2 separate regions of the Homo sapiens genome follow, and region 2 is linked to region 1. A link is a loop called in an ENCODE intact Hi-C map of the cell type or tissue named here. Cell type or tissue: PC-3. All regions are shown on one strand. Each heading gives the region's core, and the rest is flanking DNA. Links, peaks and the distances in the headings are about the cores only.

Region 1 (2,901 bases), core at 252-2,751:
GCCAGGGCTGAGGGTGACGCAGATCCGCCATCATGCCACCTACAACTGAATGTGGATTCTGGGCCGGGGTTTTTAATAAAGCTGCTGGGTCAGCATCCCAGAATGCTGCCTAGGCCTGTATGTCCCCAGCCTCAGCTTGCATATCTCTGGGGTCACGAGGCTTACTACTGCCGTCTTGTAGTTCCTCCTGGGACATGGGGTCCTGGCCTCCCACCAGGCTGACGCTGACTTCTGTCTTCCACCCTGCTTGTCTTAGGGCCACAGACTTTAGGCCCTTGGCAGTTTCCAATTGAGTCCCTCCCGGGCTTTCCTCCCTGCAGGCAGAGCATCAAGCTGGGTCTGTACGTGGCCCCGCCAGGGCCTGTTTGATTGGGGTAATCTGGACAAGTCATCAGTGGCCTGCGCTGGCAGCCAGGGTGTGGCTAAAGTCAGTTCCTGCCTAAGCTGGGCTGACCCACCTTCTCACCACTCAGGAGCTCCCGGAGCCAGGAGGGACTGCTGTGAGTTTGCCTTCATGAGGAGGCCCTTGGGCTGCCTTTGGTACAGGCAGGAGACCTGGATCCCTGCTCTGTCCCTATCTCTGTCCCTGTCCCTGGGGTAATCTCGAGCAAGGCTGGGCCCCAGGCAGGCCCACACCCCCTCCCATCTGTGTTCATCCCCAGCACTAAGCCAAGAGGCTTTTGTCCCTGGTGGGCTGTCGGCCAGCTGGAAGAGTCCTCCTTGCTCTCTGGCCTATTTGCTTTCTGAGTCCCTCTGCCCTGGGAGAGCATGAATGGGCAGGAGAGGGGACTGGAGAGGGCTGAGGGCCTCTGTTCAGATCTCTGCCCTCACTGGGTCGGGCTGCCAACCTCTGCACTCCCACCATACCCCCAACCTGTGGACAGGTGAGCCTCCAGTTCCTGAGGCCACAGGGAATGGGCTGGATTCACCTGGAGGCCATGGGTAGCCTTGCAGCCCCTGGGCCAAGCTCCCCTCCCACCCAGACTCCTCCAGACACTTCAGGGGTTCAGGCATGCCAAGTCAGGGTGGGGTGAAGGGGTCTTTCTCTAGGCGCTGTGCCTGTGGTTGACATCACGTTGTCCTCATGTGGGGCTGCGTGGCCCCGTGGGGTGGCACGCCTTCTGCAAGAGCTCGCCCTCCAGGAAGTTCTGCATTCGAAGCCTGAACTTGGCCTTGGTTCACTCTTCCTCTCATCCTGGTCTCTTGGGCATGACTTCTCCCAGGGGACACTGCTGTCTGCTGACTTGGAAAGGCAGGGATTCAATCAGGGGCCCCCGCTCAGCTGTGTCTGAAGTGTGCCCTCCTGGGAAGAAAACCCAGCAGCACTTTTGTCGAGGCCTCACACTGGAAAATGAACGGTGGGAGGCCTAGAGGTAAGAGGCCAAAGGCCACTAAGCAGGCCAGCGTGGCCTGCCCACTCCAGCCCCCAGAAAGCATTGGTGCTTCTGAGGAGGCTTGCTCGGCCCTCCCTCTCCCCTGGGCTGGGTGGGGCCAGTGGGACAGGAAGCCAGGGCGGGGCTGGAGGATGGGGCTCAGGGTGGCCTGGGCCTGAGCCAGGGATGAGGCGAAACCCAACCCTGGCCTGGCCCCGGGCCGCAGCCGTGCAGGTCACTAGGCCTCGGCGAGTGGCCACCCGCCCACCCAACAGGAAGCCCTGCCCAGACACCACCTTTGCCCCACCCCGTATTCTCTACGGCTGGCACTTCTCCTATTTCCCATGAGAGCTGCTGCCAGGAATCCTGCCCTCTTGAGAAAGGAAGCCCGACCTCGGGCCGCCCTGCCTCTGGCCTGCGCTGACCCCCTCCCTGGGCCTCCCCGTGGTGGCAGCTCTGGGCCCACGCCCGTCCTGCACCCCCCACACATGCTAATGACTTATCTCCTCTCAGACAAAGCCTGTGACCCTTGGGGACCTAGCAGGAGAAACCTCACAGTGGGACTAGGCCTGGGAGCCAGGAGGCTGGGGCTCTTGGTCTGGGATCCTCCACCAACCTGCTGGTGCACCTGGGCAAGTCACTCAGCCACTCTGGGTCTCATCTGTAGAAAAACAGGGAGAGGCAGACGCTCTGCCCAGCAATGAGCATCCCATGGGATAAAGGGTTTGGGGTGGGTTGAATGTGTGCCCTGTGAAGACAGCCAGGCTTGGGGGGTGATAACACAAAACCTCCCCATCCACCCCTGTCTGCCTGGAAAGGAGCCCCTTCTCTCATCTCCCAGAAGCCGGGCGACGGAGCATGCCTCCGTCTCTCAGCTCTGCTCAGGGAGCTGGGCCAGAAGCAGGGATGGGGCTGTGCTGAGGGGCAGGCTGTCCCACCACCCTCCCAACCCCATCCTCTTCCTCCCTCCTGGTGGGTGCTCTCTGACCCATGACCCACCTCCCCAAGTAAGCCCAAGCCCACCTCAGTATCAGCAGGGGTAGCAGCTTAGGGAATCAACTGTGTCTTAAAGGGGGCCAAGCAGAGGGGTCAGGGCACCACGGGGAAAGACCAGAGTCGTTGTGACATTGGATGGGTTAAGACAGATCCGGGGGCCACCTTGAGCTCCTGGGCGAGCTGAAAGCTTGTCAGCAGCAGGGAAGACCAGGCACCTGAGCAGCCAAGCCCCTGCCATGGGGTGGCCACAGCTCAGACTCTGGTGGCCTTGGACACATTGCTGCTCTGAGCCTCAGTGTCTGCATCTGGCAAGTGGACCTTTCAGAGCCAGTGTCTTAGGGTGCTGTGAGAAGTCCTTAAGATTTGGGGACACAGTGCTGGGCCCCCTGCGGCCCTTCCCTTTGAATCAGCCTTTTCCCTGTGAGGGAAACATTACAGGTCAGGATTAGGACTAGATTTCGTAGGCAGTGGGGAGCCACTGAAAGTTCTTAGAGGAGTAGTGAGTTCATGGGGAGAGGAACCGGCAGCAGAG
Region 2 (2,901 bases), core at 165-2,664, 300 kb after region 1:
ATTATCTCTGGAACTCTGCTGCTGTCTTTGAGCTTCCAAGGATGGAGGTAGGATTTGGAACCACTGATAAGACCTTCCCTAGATTTTATAGAGAAAACTGCTGTTCAGGGAGGGGACATAACTAGGAATCTGACACCTGCTTAGAGAAACCTCTGATCCTTCCCTGTGTCCTTCAGAGTGATTTGATGCCAAGAAGGTGTTTATCATGCCTGGTGACCACATTGATGGCCTCTGCCTCTTTCTCCCCAACATAGTTTCTACCCAGAGCCTGGAGCATAGATAGTAAATAATCAGGAAATAGTTGCTGGGTTGATGATTGAATGAATAGGTGGAGAGACGCATGGATGCCCAGATTTTGCTCCTCTTTGAAGCCTGAGCGGCTTCTTTGGTTTTGTACTTTTCTCCCTCTCCTTGCCCACAGGACAGCTGCTCAACATGTGGGCTCTGTACCCAGTAGGTGACTAATAAATATGAGCATCCTATAGGCAGTTTGCCTGGATGGCAACTGATTGACCTAAGGTCAGCCCTCAGCCAGCTGCTGGGAATGCATGCTCCAGGATCCCCTGAAACAACATGTACGGTGGGAGAGGGTAATAGGTGAGAGTGACCAGATGGGTATCAGAGGCCTAGGTACCAGGCCAGAAGACCGGGCCACGCCCAAACTCTGCACCTTCTTGCCCTATCATGTGCACACTAAGGAACTCTGCATTTAAAATGTCAGAGGTTCCAAGCCCTCACTTTACAAAGGAGGAGGTACCATGGCCCAGAGAAGGAAAAGAACCATCCCAGGGTCTCTCAGTAAACCTGATAGCTAAGCCACCTGCTCCTAACCCACTACTACCTCCCAGCTCTCTCTTCATTGATCCCAGTGTGGCAGCATTCAGGTGTGGCAGCTCTGGCCCCATATACTGTCCTCAGACTGGAAGGCAGGAGGGAGCACCCAGGTGAGGCTCACATCCCTGTCCCCTTCCCTGTCCAGTGGCTCCAGCCATCCCACAGTCTCCAGAATGGGTCAGTGGAATGAACACAAGATTTGGAGGAAAGACCTGGCCCAGTGACCTTGGGTAGGCCTGCCCTCTCTGTAAACCTCAGTTTTTCCAGGTATCAGATGGGAATGTTGATCCCATCCTTACCAACTTCTACAGTGACTGACAGGATCCAAGGAGGATGCAAAGAGGAAGGAGCTTTGCTGTTCCCTGAGTGAGTAGGCAGTCATGCGTGACGGGAGGGTGATATTGATACTTGCAGTAACAGTAATATTCAATTTATCTGGAGAAATGTGGGCAGGAGGGGACAAGTAGGAAAAAGTCTGCTCCTAAAGTTGCCCAGGTAACAGGTCTGATAAGTGTTTGGTGGAGTATCAAACCAAGAGCCTTGAGCTCAGAGAAGCAGGAGAAACCTGGGCAAGAAGAGGAAGCAGTTGGTCTTTATGAGGGAGTCAGCCTTCAAATTCAGCCCAGGAGGCAAGCAGAGATGAGCAGGGGCAGAAGATGGGGCTTCACAATCCTGTGCAAATTGATGCTTCTCATTTCTGTAAAAAACGCCCCATGGTGATTTATCAGGTGAAGGAACCCCTAACCCTCTTCAAACCACCCACACTCCATGTGTCAGGAATAAATAGCAAAGCACACACTGACAAAGCTAAGATTTGCCTCTCCTTTAGGCCAGGGCTGGGCATTGGGTTCCTTTGGACTGTGTGTTGACACAGAAGGTGTCAGTTTACAGCAGAGATGGCAAAATGGCAAATACTCTCCTTACAGGCACCACTGCCCCATCCCCCACCCAGGACAGACCTCTCTGAGTGCGGATCCCCTTCCCAGGCAAGACTTCAGGTTCCTGCTCAATACAGCACCCCACGTCACCACTAATGAGATGCTGGAATTGGCCCTGAAGACGCAAATTATTTGCCATGTTAACTTTATATCCACCTTCCCAGGCTGCTCTCTAAACCCTATGGTGACTGTGCAGAATTATTAGGTTGGTGCAAAAGTAATTGCTCTTTTTGCCATAGAACCAACCCAGTGAGCTAAAATCCAGGTTTCAAGGCACCTTTACACACACACATACACACACACACACACACACTCTCTCTCTCAAGTCACCTTTACATACACACACACACACACACACACACACAGAGTACCTCCTCCTTCCATGGATGCAGCCCTGCTGTTTACACTAACCAGATTTCAGCCCCAACTAGCCCCCAACTTCTTTGTGCAGTGCACAGATGGCAAAACCATAAGGGCAGTCTGACCACTCCAGGCCCCACCCACAGGCTCTTGAGTAGCCTTTAAGTTTATCTTGAGCAGCAAAGGGTGGGTAGGTCCTTGAATCTTAAACTCAGCCTACCGCTCCTTGCAGGTTCCAAGGTGTGGAAAGTGCCTGGGGCTTTGGAGACTGTCACTTCCTGGGCTGTGTGACACTGACAAGTTGAGTCTCCTCCCCTGGACCATTTCCTAGTGTATAAAATCTTCCCACTGCTGTTGGAATCCCAGATGACACGGGGAGGCAGGAGACACTTTGAGGGCCCTGGCCTCTAGAAGCCCTAAGAGAATGCCTGCTTGGTTTCATGGCTGGACAGTATGACATGGGCATGAGGGGTCCCAGCCTGGGTGTGAGGAGCCTAGGGTTTGTGTGTGGTCTGGGAAAACTGGCAGAACACCCTGGACCTAGAAGTCACTGGAGCAGGCCTAGTGGGCTTCCTGCTCCCTGAGGAACCATCCTCAGAAAAGTGGTGTCTAATGTCATATAGGAGCTACGGGCAGCAATCACATAGTAGCCCCCTCTTATCCATGGGGAATACATTCCAAGACTCCCAGTGGATGCCTGAAATCGCAGGTAGTTCTGAAACACACACACACACACACACACACACACACGTGCGCACACACGCGCACA

What was found. Hi-C counts contacts between places; a loop is a spot of excess contacts. Peaks named below come from ENCODE experiments on the same cell type or tissue, not always from the same donor. Only the 100,000 strongest peaks of a DNase experiment are listed, where the experiment ranks them.
Region 2: a loop joins it to region 1, with 14 times the contacts of the local background. A loop is called at or near these places in 3 of 110 quality-filtered maps.

Annotation. Positions count from the first base shown.
Region 1 is chr10:79,148,579-79,151,479 of GRCh38, forward strand. All of the region lies in intron 3 of ZMIZ1 (zinc finger MIZ-type containing 1), which reads left to right. Among named protein-coding and RNA genes, the nearest start is that of ZMIZ1, 81 kb to the left of the region's middle. RefSeq lists silencers at 1,425-1,484, 1,545-1,624. In PC-3, for the core only: no CTCF peak of the experiment used is centred there; DNase peaks (open chromatin) are centred at 423 and 1,613; H3K4me3 peaks cover 1,247 bases; H3K27ac peaks cover 2,500 bases.
Region 2 is chr10:79,447,647-79,450,547 of GRCh38, forward strand. It overlaps LOC105378383 (a long non-coding RNA gene), which reads left to right. Exons shown (of 4, transcript XR_946104.4): 1 at 1-1,200. Among named protein-coding and RNA genes, the nearest start is that of ZCCHC24, 3.5 kb to the left of the region's middle. In PC-3, for the core only: no CTCF peak of the experiment used is centred there; a DNase peak (open chromatin) is centred at 1,695.